Regions from separate parts of the Homo sapiens genome. Here region 1 is linked to region 2. The links are chromatin contacts, found by Hi-C or POLR2A ChIA-PET in ENCODE. All regions are on one chromosome and are shown on one strand. The core of a region is the stretch at or near the end of the contact, and the rest is flanking DNA. Distances in the headings are between cores, read along the strand shown. Region 1 overlaps FOXO1 (forkhead box O1). Region 2 overlaps LOC124903162.

Region 1 (6,487 bases), core at 2,991-5,490, 430 kb before region 2:
GGCGTGTGTACTGTGGCTCTGTGTCTCTATTAGATGAGACTGAGTTCCTTTTCTGGCTCCTAGATGCTGGGGACGTATTACCTGGTCACAAGAATGTGGGTTCTGATATGATTTCCCACCCTTCTCTCTTTTAGTAGTAAACATTCTTAGTAACCTTTCACCTTTCTTTTTTTTTTTTTTGAGACGGAGTTTTGCTCTTGTTGCCCAGGCTGGAGTGCAGTGGCGTGACCACAACCTCCGCCTCCTGGGTTCAAGTGATTCTCCTGCCTCAGCCTCCCAGGTAGCTGGGATTACAGGCATGTGCCACCACGTCCGGCTAATTTTGTATTTTTAGTAGAGGCGAGTCTTCTCCATGTTGGTCAGGCTGGTCTCGAACTCCTGACCTCAGGTGATCTGTCCGCCTTGGCCTCCCAAAGTGCTGGGATTACAGGCGTGAGCCACTGTGCCTGGCCTTTCACCTTTGTTATTGGTCAAGGATAGATTGTTCCCTAAACTGTCATTTCTCTTCTGTTATCCCATTAGAAATTCATGCAGAAATTAATACTTTGGTATCGTATTTAAACATATCTGTTCAGTTATTTCTATTTCGAGTGACTTGGATCCAGTAGGGCGGGTGTGGGCAGGTTTTGTATGTATTCACATGTTAGCATAAAGATTCTAAAGCATGAGGGCTTTCCATTGAAAAAGGAGCCCCGAGAAGCTCACTGGAAGTGAGTTGCAATAGAACGTTGTTTCCTGGTTCCTTGCTCCTTTCTCCATCTGTCCCTTTTGCTCTGGCTCCGGATCTAGACTGCCATGTAGTGTCAGTTTTTCTTTTCATTCCTTGGTCTACTTCAGGTCTTAATTTTATTCTGCCTTCTTCCCTCCACACCCCTTGCATGCAGCCTCACAGATCAACTCTGTCCTAAGCAGAGAAACACAACTTCGTCTCCCTCTTGTATTTCAGTCTTATTCTGCCCTATAGTAGCTTCCGATACCTCCAGCAATAAATAAAATCCCTCATGATGGCCTTTTCAGGCCACTCCCGCTGCTGCTACCTGTGAGTTTACCAATGGGCTTCTCATTCTTCTCCACATGCGTTTGGCCCTCCATGGTCCCTCTTCTTCTGAAATCCTTTTTCCTGTCTTGTTCATTAGATGAGCATCGTCTCATCCTTCAGACTCATTTCCTTTACAGAACTTTTCAGAGTACCTGTTTTAGTTCTTGTCTTTCAAATTTTTTCTCTGTCCTTCATACATCTTTAAACATTAGTCCCTTTGCAGCGCTCTCTGACTTAATTTTTTGTTGTGTGCCAGGGTGTGCAGTGTTCTTTTTTTGCGTTTTAATTTTTTTTTTCATTTAAAAAGAAATCCTCCTTACTATCATTCCCAGATATTCTTGTCTCAGCTAAAGATACTTGTTTTTCATTTTGAGTAAATATTCCAAGTAACTAAAGCTCTTTCAGATTTAGGAAGAAGGCGTTTTTCCTTTCCCTTCCTATCCCACATCCGGTTTATCAGCAGTGCTGTCATCTTTATCTTCAAAATATATCCAGGTTCCTTTACTTCTTACCCCTTCCACTTCCGTGTCTGGTTCAAGCCCCTGTAGTTTCTCTGCAGGTTGGTTGCTCTGTCTCCTAACTGCTTTTCTTACTTCTGTCCTTTCTTCTCTTGCAGCCTGTACTCAGCAAGGCCAGACGGATCCTCTGCTCCAAACTTGCCCTGGCTGCCTACCTCCCTCAGCATGAAAGCTGAGGTTCTCGCAGCAGACTGCAAGGCTCTTTATTACAGCCGAGCCCTCCTGACGTCATTTTCCTCTCTTTCATGTCTCTCTGGTCACTTGGCCTCCTTTCACGCCATGCATCCTTCTGCCTCGGGGCTTTGGCACCATCCCTTGCCTCTCTTTGGAACACTCTTCCCCAGATGTCTGTCTGGCTACTTCCTTCACCTCACCTCGCTCACTCAGATGTCACCTTTTCAAAGCAGTCTTCCTTGACCTCATTGTTGATAATCACAGCCTCCTCACATGCCCGGTATATGCCATGCACCATCCCTTCTGCTGTATGTATGTATGTATGTATGTATGTATGTATGTATGTATGTATGTATTTGAGATGGAGTCTCACTCTGTCACCCAGAGTGCAGTGGTGCGATCTTGGCTCACTGCAACCTCCACCTCCTGGGTTCAAGCAGTTCTGCCTCAGCTTCCCAAGTAGCTGGGATTATAGGCGCGCACCCCCATGCCCGGTTAAATTGTATTTTTAGTAGAGATGGGGTTTCACCATGTTGGCCAGTCTGGTCTCCAACTCCTGACCTCAGGTGATCCGCCTGCCTCGGCCTCCCAGAGTGCTAGGGTTACAGGCGTGAGCCACTGCGTCTGGCCCCCTCTGCTTTATTTCTCATAGCACTTGTTGCCACCTACCCCCAGTGTGTATTCTTGTCCATCTCCCCCACCATAGAGCAGAGGCTCCACAAGGACAAGCATCCTCTGTTTTGTTCATTATCTTGAACCCACACGGTGGTAGGTGCTCAGCGGTTGTTTGCTGCATGAATGTGCATTTTATCTACCTCTGCATTCACTGTGTGCTTTTCTGCCTTACTGGAGTGATGGGAGTGATCATTGGGAACTTCGGGTTTTTTGCATACCCACCTATGCCATGTCTTCTGGAGCTTGGCAAAGACTTCCTCTTACTGTGTACATTGATTTGCCTCCTAGCTACTTCAGCATGGTTTTCAAGATAGGAAGGGATGAGCCTTTCAGGAGAAACTTTATAACAAAGTGTGTTAAGTAACTGGCCTTATTTTATACACAGTTTAAATCCAGCGGGCCCTGGATGAGGATTTGAGAGGATCTCTGTGCTCTGTAGTTCTGTGGATTAGCACTTGGCTTTCATTGTTTTCTTTTAGCCCTGACTTTCTGGTTCACATTTGTTTAAATAGTCTAAGTGTTTCAGAGGCCGAGGGGTTGGAAGGCTGGCCACCAGATAAGGGGAGCATCACTATCCTTGTGCTTTCTTCTCTGCAGGGCCAAGAGATCTTCCACTGTGCACTGTGAGAAAGTTGCTGGCGTTGTTCTCAGTAACAAAATCTTCTACGTGAAGATTTGCTGTCCCCTCAGTTCCTTAGTTTTCCTCTTTACAAAATGAAACGTCATTGACCATGTTTTCAGGCTGCTTGCAACTCCAGTGACCTTGAGTCCTGTAGGTCCCTCTTGCTAAGTAGAATGTTCAGATGAATTAAATATGGTGCCATTGTGTTGCAGAATCACACTTTGAAAAGAGGTCCTATTCCCTGCAGTGCTCTTGACTTTCTGAAGAGGACTGAGCTCATGGTCAGCATGTTTCCTGGTGGTTAAACATATCTAGCTTTAAAATTTCCAGCTGCTAGAGGAGACGAAGACGATGAGAAGCAAGCACACAGCAAACTGTTTGGCTTTTAGATGCATCCTGGCCTGGCCGGGTGGACTTGCACAGAACTGCTGGTGCCAGGTTAGTTCCCTGGGACTTTTCCAACATTTGTCTCTGTATTGAGTTTTGTCCTTATTCCTGAAATAGAGTAGCCACTGAAATCAGGAACCAGAACTTCTGGAAAATACCTTTGGAAACCACTGTGTTGCATGGTAGAAGAAAGGCAACTGCCAGTAGTTAAAATACCGGGTTGAGTGCTAGTTTTTTCACCCTTTATTTTTTCTTTTTAAGGAGAGGTCTGATTTACTTTCTTCTGTCTGTTAAAGCTCTTCACAGGTTCTTAGAAAAACAAGCCATTTAATGGTACCAGCCGTGAGGATCCAACTTCAGTTCCATGAAAGCTGCCTGGTAGTTCTGGTCACAGGGTCCTGATGGGAGACCGTGTAACTGCTGCTAGGCAGTCAGCTGGAGGGCTCTGGTGTGGCTCACGCTTGTGTTTGTTCAAGTGACCTGAATGTGCTTCCTCTTTGGGGACCTGTTTCAAATGCACATGCTGACGCCGTAATCATCCACTAAACCAAGTGAGAGTCAGGAAATTCAAATTCGTAGTGCCTGTGACTTGGCCACACTCCCTGTACACATAAAACAAGGTCTTAAATCAGAGAAACTACCATCTAGATTAACACTCAAACTGCAGATGGGGACCGGAGCTGCTCTTGGTGTGGGAACTGCAACTTTGAAGTTCCAGACTTTGATGTGATTAACATTTCAGACTTAAAGTCCTTTCTGTGTGGTAACTTTTTTTTTTTTAAACACCAAACTGAAAATAAAAATTGATTAGATTAGGGGTGTCGGAGAAGCAGATTGTAAAGGGAGGAGCCCTCTTGCAAACCACATGTAACTATGTCACATCCTTATGTGCCTCAGGAAGAGAGAGATGACAGACTAGTGACCTTTCACCATATCTCTTTTACTTATAGCTGTTCTTACAGAGACCCTGCCCTCCAACACACACACCACCTCCAAAAAGAGGACACTTTTGACTTTGCTATCTCTTATTGACCAAGTGATAATCCTGATGGAGAGATGGGGTTTACAGGCATGAGGTGTTCTTTTTTACCCAGATTTCAAGGTTCAAATACTGGAGATCATCTTACAGCCTTCTTCAAATTGTGGCTGATTAAAGTTTAATTCTTCACCTCTGTCTTGCTGGTGAAAGGAATACGAGGGCAGGGAAAGTGGAGTTTGTGGGTCATTCCTCTTTTAAAACGTTGCCATTAAAATTGTAGATAAACCGATACACAGTAGTCCTCCTTTATAGGAGGGAGATAGTTCCAGGACCCACAGTGAGTGCCTGAAACTGGATAGTATCAGACCCTGTGTATACTACGTTTTTCCCTATACCTACATACCTATGATAGTTATACATTAGGCAGAGTAAGAGATTAACAACAATAACTAATAATAAAACAGACCAATAATAACAGTATAATGTAATAAAAGATAGATGAATGTGGTTTCTCTCTCTCTCAAAATATCTTACTGTGTTGTACTGCAGGTAACTCAAAAAGGTGGAAAGTGAAAGCTCAGGGAAGGACTACTGTACATGGAATTGACATCAAGCAAACAAGAAATGTTGTGCCTGGGATGATAAAATTTCTTGGCCACTGAAATTGTTGGGCCAGCCTTCTTTTTGAAAGAAATCTCCTTAGGCATGCTTGCGAACGCACGTGTGTGTATACGTACATATGTGTAACACACACACAAGTCTCTTCTGTTTTCTTAGGTTAAAAACCTGAGGTGTCATCCTGATAATTTCATGGAGACCCTGTAACATTTTTGCCATCATACATGGCACTTTATCTTCGTAGCTGTGTCTGTGATATACTGTCTGCCTGCTGTGCTCTGTCCATTTGAGCTTTCTAGAACCCTGTAGGAGAGGTGGGGAAGCCTGGATTTTGTTGGGGAGATCCAAGGTCTCTATGGCATGACAGCTGATAAATGGAAGATGGATAACTGTAACCCTTGAGTCATTGTGTTTTCTGCTGGCCCTTTCAGTCTACTGACCTTGTTTTCAGTAGGCCTGTAAAAAGGCAGGGCAAAACCTAGCCCTCTAGTAGAGTTTTTATTTTTATTTTTATTTGTTTGTTTATTTATTTATTGAGACAGGGTCTCACTGTGTCTCCCACGCTGGAGTGCAGTGGCGTGATCTTGGCTCAACCCCCGCCTCCTGGGCTCAAACAAACCTCCCACCTCAGCCTCCTCAGTGGCTGAGACTAAAGGCATGCACCACCACACATGGCTCATTTTTTGTATTTTCAGTAGAGACGGGGTTTTGCCATGTTGCCCAGGGTAGTTTTGAACTCCTGGGCTCAAGTGATCCACTCAACTTGGCCTCCCACTGTGCTGGGATTTACAGGCGTGAGCCACTGTGCCCAGCCTAGGTTTTAGGGTTTTTACATTTTACTGTTGACAGTACTGTAGCTGTGATGGGAGGAGGGAAATAACAGGGCTCGTGAGAGAGTGCTGAGCACCGTCCTCTCTCCCAAACACAGCTTCCGTGTGTTTTAGATGTGTTCTTTCCCTATCATGCCATCCATGTTTAGGGGCACAAGAAGAGTCAGGTGAGGAGGGAATGGGCATTTAAGTCCACGTGAACCCCTCTAGCAGGGTTCCCCTCTGCATCACTGTTTCAAGGAGATGGGATAGAATTATGGCGTAACTGTTTTAATGTACGAAATCAGCAGAAGCGATGAATATTTTTATCTTCAAATTTGTATTACACACTGAGGACCTTATATATGATTCTAAATTTATTGGTCATATCCTGAAATACACACTGTGTGTACCTAGTAACCTTGTATTGGTTACAGTGGTGCTGTCTTAAGTTTGTTTATTTGTTTGTTTGTTTTAAATAATGTCTGAACCCACCATAGGGGTAGCACTCTAGCACAGTTTTGGGTAACAAATAAGATTGCATTCTGACATGGTGTCATAAATCATATCTAAAAGCCGTGAGGTCACATAGAACTTGTTTATGTAACAGGGTAGAACAAAACTCATTGTTCTGAGAATATATTGCTCACTCATTTTATCCTCAGT
Region 2 (6,258 bases), core at 559-3,058:
GAGGACACCAGGCAAGCGATTTAGAGACTGAGTGGCAGCCAAATTTGGTGATGAATTTAGCTACATCACCAAATTTACTGAGTAAGCCTTAGGCAAGTAACCTAACCTCTGCTGTAGCGCATTCTTCTCTGCAAAATTAGAGGCTGGTGGAGTTAACATCCAAGGTCTCTCTCTGGTCCAGTGCTGTGAACCTCTTTTTGGTAACTGAGGAGATAGGATAGGAAACATCGTGGGCTTCTGAGTCAGACAGGCCCTCAGTTTGTATTCTGCCTTCACCACCTGTGGTTTTGTGCAAGGTATAAAACTTGTTTCTCTTTTGAAAAAATATTGGGTTAAGTCGTATCTACTGTATAAAGATGCGTAAGTTTTACGACCCGAATTAAAAGACAGAGTCTGGGATGATGCCCAACACACAGTACATCCTTCTAAACATCAGCTTTCCTTGTAACCCATCTGACATTGAATGTCAAACAACTGCTTAATAAAAATCCACATTAGTTAAAGAGGCTTGAAATTTGAAAACAAATTATATAGCACTTCCATGTCATAGGTTACAGTTCCTAGACATTTCAATATCAGAGACAAGTAAAGTTGGAAAAACAACAACAACAACAACAAATCAATCAGGATTGGTAGCAAGGTAGAATTGCCAGCTTTTAAAATTTTGGCCAAGTAAGTTTGTTAAAGCAAAAGTCTCATCTGCTCTCATTATCCTTTCAAAAACAAGGTCACAGTGACTAATCAATCTTCACTAGGGATGGACACTTGTCCTAATTAAACAGACATATGTAGGTCACATATGTATTCTTATTATACATCCAATGCATATGAGCATTGTCCTTCCATTCCCTGCTATTTACAATTCACTGTGCGTGTGTGACAGTTTGTCCCATTCTGCTACCAAGATGGGGCTGTTAGTGGGAAACCATGGTCTTCATAAGTAAACTTATTTATGTACTTTTATGTGTAAAGTAGCCTCTGCTACTTTCCTTCTTTTCCCTTTTTACTTTTCTCTCTAAGACCCCTACCCCTGTGTACACCCCCGTGTGTGTTTACAAACACACATAACGCTTATGGTGCATTGGGCGCCCAATCTACCCCAATTTTTTCAGAAATAAGCCAACTGAATCGCAAGTGCCATACATTTTGATTCTGTACCCTTTCCCCCTCCTCCTTGAAGTCAAACGGAAAAAGTTGCTCCTTCCCTTTCCTCGGGAGCCTACTGAGCCTTCTCTAGGAGAGAGGGCCCTCCTTTCTTTAGCCTCCACTGGGTTTCGGGGCTGCCTGGCTGTGCTGACCCTTCTGGGCAGAGAACAAGGTACACAGAAAGCACAGCAGCCTCCTCCCTTCCCCTCCTGTGGCTTCAGTGGGCTTGGGGCATCTGCAGGGCTTCCCGCCGTCTCCTCGTCTCAGCGGCAACTTCTCCTCCTGTCCTGGCAGGAGTCCTAGGAAAGAAGGGCTTTTGAGTCAGTCGGTTTGTCTCCGTGCTCCTTTCCTTCTTGGTAGGAGAAGGCAGGCGACCTCTGGGCAGACGCCTGGGCTGCTTTCATGAGCTGGGAATCTGCACCGTCGCCCCCAGCTTGGAGTCGGGGGCGAGGGCTAAGCGTGCGGGAGTGGGATGGGAAACTGGACTGCTCTCCACCTCCTACTGATTTGAGTTCTCACACTGCGACCTCATGTGTTGTGAATTATAGAAATGCCAGACACACCCACAATTAAATATAAGCACCCAAAGGCTTTTGAACGCCAGTGTTAAGGGACTTTGAATGCTCCCTTGTTCGCGCCGCCTCCACACGGCTCACTTCCCTTACACCCAGTGGGGTGGAGCTTCTACCAGCTTGCACCCCACTGCGCTGGCCTGTTTCTGCTGCTTTCCTTTACCTTTCTGCCGCCAGGAACACGCCAGGCCGTGCTGGGATCGCATTTTCCTTGCAAGGGCAGTGACCCTTTTGTAGATATATTTCGTCTCTATGGGAGGTCTCTCTATGGTCAGAAAGGAACACACAGAAAATCCATTAAGCCCAATATCCAATCTCTTTCTGGGGTAATAGATGTCAGCGCTACTCGCTGAGATCTGAGTGAGAAATCTGCAGCCTCCTGGAGCTGAGTGCGGCTGAACTCATTGATCCAGCTGGCGGGCCACACGGACATGCAGCACGGTGCTACCTCTCTCCTCAAGGGGCCCAGACCCTGCAATACGCAGGTGGCAGTCACGCACAGAGGGTGGCCAGGGACTTCGCCTCTTCTGTCTGTTCCCTCCCCCACCCCCTGCTGTTTAGTGGAGCAGGTTCTGGCAATGCATGGGGGAAGGAGCCAGCAAGGAAGTGGGGTGGGGTGCACGTTTAAGCTGGGCTTTATCTTTTTTGGGCTTGTAAGTCTCTTTTGAAGTGATTTGGACCATAAAGAACAACGGTGCTTGTTTTTCATTTGGGAGGCTTCAGTTCTACCAAGAAGCGTCTTAAGTGTTAAGAGATTCACTGAGGTTGGCGCGCTCTCTCTTCATGTGGTTCACAGTTCTCATGTTTTACTTATTTTTGATGTGGTAGCTGTAGCCAATGAAAGCTATTCCCCACCCCCCCCTCCCCGGCCCCAGTTCAAAGTTATAAACTGAGAGTTTTGGGTTTCTGTCTTCAACGTTTCCTCTCTTTGACGTCTCTGTAGGACCAAAAATGCCAGTTTTTCAGTCACTCCCAGAGCCTTCATAGGGGCCAGTGGGTGGCTTGGGAAGGAACATGGGGGGAATTTGGCCTTCTGCCTTGGCGGGTATCCCTGAGTGCAGACCGGGTTCCAGGAACTATGTTAAGAGCTGAGGATGCCTTGGACACTCCCACCTTACCTGGGGACAGAGAGAGGACTCCACCATGCTCTCTTGAATGCCACCAACATCCTCTTAAATTGGCAAATCCAAAGATTGTTTTCAGTTTTCATAATCCTTTACCTCCTTCCAGTTCTAGATCCTGGTGACCCTCCCGTCTTTATTCATTGTTTTATTCAGTATATACCTAATAAGTGGCTAATTCATGTGCTATGGGGAGTGGCACAGCATCATGGTTAAAGGCAGGCTCTGGTGTCAGAGCGTCTGTCTGCACAGCCAGCCCTGACGTGTCTTAGATGTGTGACACAGGTAAGTTATGCAGCCTCTCTGGGGCTCAGTTTCCTCACCTATTAAATGGAGTTAATAATATTACCTATCTCATAAGGTTTTGTGAAGATTAGATAATACAAGAGACGTGCTTAGAACAGTGCCCTGGCACATTGTAGGTGCTCAATAAATAATGGCTGCTGTTACTGTGGTCTCTTCTCTCCCAGAGCTTACAGGCCAGTGATGCGGGACAGCCATCCAACAGGTGAAAGTGAGTTGCTCCGGTGAAAACAGCCAGGACAGAGCTATGCTCTCATGACCTGTGCTGCTCACTATTCCTCATTCCATGGTCTCTAACCCTTCTTTCTCTTTCTCCACCCCTGACTTGTCTTTCTCTTTTCTTCTACAATGTAGTGACTCCACAGGATTCTGTTTTTATTTCTTCCTCATGCTCCCTACACCTACTTCCAGACTTTCCAATAGGGCTAGCAGAGAAGCCTCAGGATGAATCGAAATATTTCACAGCCGTCACCCAGGAGTCATCTGGGGCAGGGGTGGAGTAACTTACATGTGCAGGCTTCCTTGTGACAGGGAGGTGGCTACAGATGGTCTCCCTGCTCAGCTGTCAAGTCTCTTTCAAGTCATCTAAGCTCTCTGCAATTCAGTTTACTCATCTCTAAAAAGGAGAGAATCCCTTATGTGGGATTAGTTGAATACACACGTACATACACACATACCCAACATACATATATATATACACACACACACACACACACACACACACATATATGTTCTGAATTAAATATACAATGTATATGCACATATAAACATATATACATAAATATATGTCTATGTGTATATATGTATATATTTACACACATGTACATATACATACACACATATATATTAATTTTAGTATACATAAATGTGAAAAAAATCTCAGTTCCATGTCTGACCCATAATAAGCACTCGGTCATTCGTAGCTGTAGCTCTTATTATGAGCTGGAGCTTTCATGTGGATTGTGGTTATTAAAGCACAGTTTCTGAAATATGGAAAAGTAGTCCTGTATGGTGCAACTCAGCCTTGTGTAGTCACTAAGCAAGGAATATGGAGACAAAGTTGACCATGACAGGGTCATGTCCTTAAAGGGGTTCACAGGGCAGATTTGTGCACGGGTAACTATAATGCAAGCCAAACTCTAGAAGACGATCAAATTGAGGAAGTCCAGAGGGGAAACAATTCTGCTCAGGCCATTAGAGAAGGTATCTTTAAGCTCAGGCATTTGAACTTACAGAATCAGAAAAATAACCATGGGTGGATAGGGCTGGAGGGAGGGCATTCTTAGTGGAAGGCAGAAGAAAGTGTTTGAGCCAAGGCACAGGTTCAGGCAATCTTGTGGCTGGTTTGGACTCTAATCATCTGGTTGGAGTGCAGAAGACATTGAGAGGCTATTTCTGGAAAGGCAGGCTGGAGTCTGCGATAGAGGGTTTGAAGGTTGTTAAAGAGTTTGCAGCCAACCACTCTTTTGAGCTACAAAAGCATTGTCCTAGAATAACTCAAAGGATCCATCAGGAAGATCCTAGCTTTCAAGGAGAAGACAGATTTAACAAAAGGAAGAGAATTTATAAAATAAGGAAATAAAACTGAGTTGAAGCATGCCAGCAACAGCATCTTCTTTGTTTCTACTGGCAAAGGACTCTGACATGAATAGTCACAGTACCATGGCTGCCATCAGATTAAAATTGTCAACAGATTTCTATGTGTAATAGAAACTTTAAACTTTTTTTATTACTTAAAAGAGAAAACATGGAGCCAAAGCCACAGACATTTTGGTGTTATTAAGCTTTAGTATTTGAGCCTGGTTATGTTGAGGTAATAATCTCAATACCAATCTTTCCCCATTGGATCCATCTTCTGTACACAATAGAACCTTCCAATAGCTCCTCACTGCTGAATAAATAATTTTCAAACTCCTAAGTTTGATTTATATTCTGCTTTACTCCTTCAGTCACTTCTCCTTGTGTTCCTCCTACCCCTGAAGATTTATATATTGAAATCCTAACCCCCAGGATGGTATTGGGAGGTGGGCCTTTGGGAGGTGATCAGGTCCTAAGGGTGGAGCCCTCATGGATGAGATGACTGTCCTTATAAAACAGGCCTCAGAAAACTCCCTCATCCCTTCTGCCATGTGAGGACACAGTGAGAAGACAGCCATCTGTGAACCAGGAGGAAGAGGGCCCTCATCAGACACAGCATCTGCTGGTGCTCTGATGTTGGACTTCACAAACTTTAGAACTGTAAGAAATACATTTCTGTTGCTTATAAGCCACCTGGTCCATGGTAAGTTGTTACAGCAGCCTGAACAGGCTAACACACCTTGTTGTTCTTATGAGTCCTTACCCTGAACATATTTAACTCCTCGTAGTTGCTTGAGCACGCTCTGCTCCTGTCTGCTCTGTGCTTTCGCAAATATGACTCCCTCTTTATCTTCTTGACCTGGTTAATCTCTTCTCTTTACCCAAAGCCCTTTTCTGAGGCCACCTCCTCTGAGCAGCTTTCCTAAACTCCTGTCTCAGGTGGTGCTCCTCTTTGGCTCTCACATAGTAACCTGTGCCTGTGTTTGCAATTGCAACTCTTCCACCTTACTGCAATTGCCAGTTTAACTGAACATCTTCCCCATGTGCTTGCGAGCTCCTGAGGGCAAGAGCTGCTTCTCTCACCCTTATATCCTCAGTGCCTGGCACATAATATGAATTATAAAACTGTTACCTAATTGATGAAGAGCAATTTGATAAGCACAAAACATATTGTTCATCTCAACAAGGCATTAAGATATTTTCAGGGCCTGGAGACAGCACCTAATCTTGAGTACTTAGTATGAAAGAAATAAAATAATCCATCCTTCAGGAAAAGGCAGGGCCCTCTTGAGGATTTAAAAAATGTTAACTTTGACTGAGGTCAGTGTATAAATGCAGTCTTAGACTTTCTTGCTTCAAAATCAACAAATCTGTAGCTAAAAATTCAGATTTCTGTGCCTCTACTTTATATCTTCTAAATCAAATCCCTGGGGGATGGAACCTGGAAATAGACATTTTTAACGTGTTCCCTTAGTGATTCTGATCTACTCTTAAGCCTTGGAACCCCTGACGTGGGCAAAGTCTCAAGTCAATGCAAT

The links. Hi-C counts contacts between places; a loop is a spot of excess contacts on that map. ChIA-PET counts read pairs that join two places held with the same protein, here RNA polymerase II (POLR2A). Pooled maps may share reads with other maps.
Region 1: a loop to region 2 is called in a map of CD4-positive, alpha-beta memory T cell, with 2.8 times the contacts of the local background. The contact joins two enhancer-like sites. A Hi-C loop is called at or near these places in 2 of 168 maps with a recorded cell type or tissue (CD4-positive, alpha-beta memory T cell and naive thymus-derived CD4-positive, alpha-beta T cell) and 7 of 50 pooled maps. POLR2A ChIA-PET finds 5 or more read pairs at or near these places in 3 of 52 experiments (CD4-positive, alpha-beta T cell, activated CD4-positive, alpha-beta T cell and naive thymus-derived CD8-positive, alpha-beta T cell).

The regions. Positions count from the first base shown.
Region 1 is chr13:40,611,129-40,617,615 of GRCh38, reverse strand. All of the region lies in intron 1 of FOXO1 (forkhead box O1), which reads left to right. Among named protein-coding and RNA genes, the nearest start is that of FOXO1, 52 kb to the left of the region's middle. RefSeq lists an enhancer at 4,271-4,320. Within about 2 kb of position 4,240, at least 26 of the 41 ENCODE cell types and tissues checked have a DNase peak (open chromatin) inside an H3K27ac peak, as active enhancers do; they include CD4-positive, alpha-beta T cell, where a contact is called at or near this core.
Region 2 is chr13:40,183,646-40,189,903 of GRCh38, reverse strand. The region is part of intron 1 of LOC124903162; the gene reads left to right. It overlaps LINC00332 (long intergenic non-protein coding RNA 332), which reads right to left. Exons shown (of 4, transcript NR_046870.1): 2 at 3,651-3,758; 3 at 1,882-1,983; 4 at 874-1,445. Among named protein-coding and RNA genes, the nearest start is that of LINC00332, 5.0 kb to the right of the region's middle. Within about 2 kb of position 1,808, at least 4 of the 41 ENCODE cell types and tissues checked have a DNase peak (open chromatin) inside an H3K27ac peak, as active enhancers do; they include CD4-positive, alpha-beta T cell, where a contact is called at or near this core.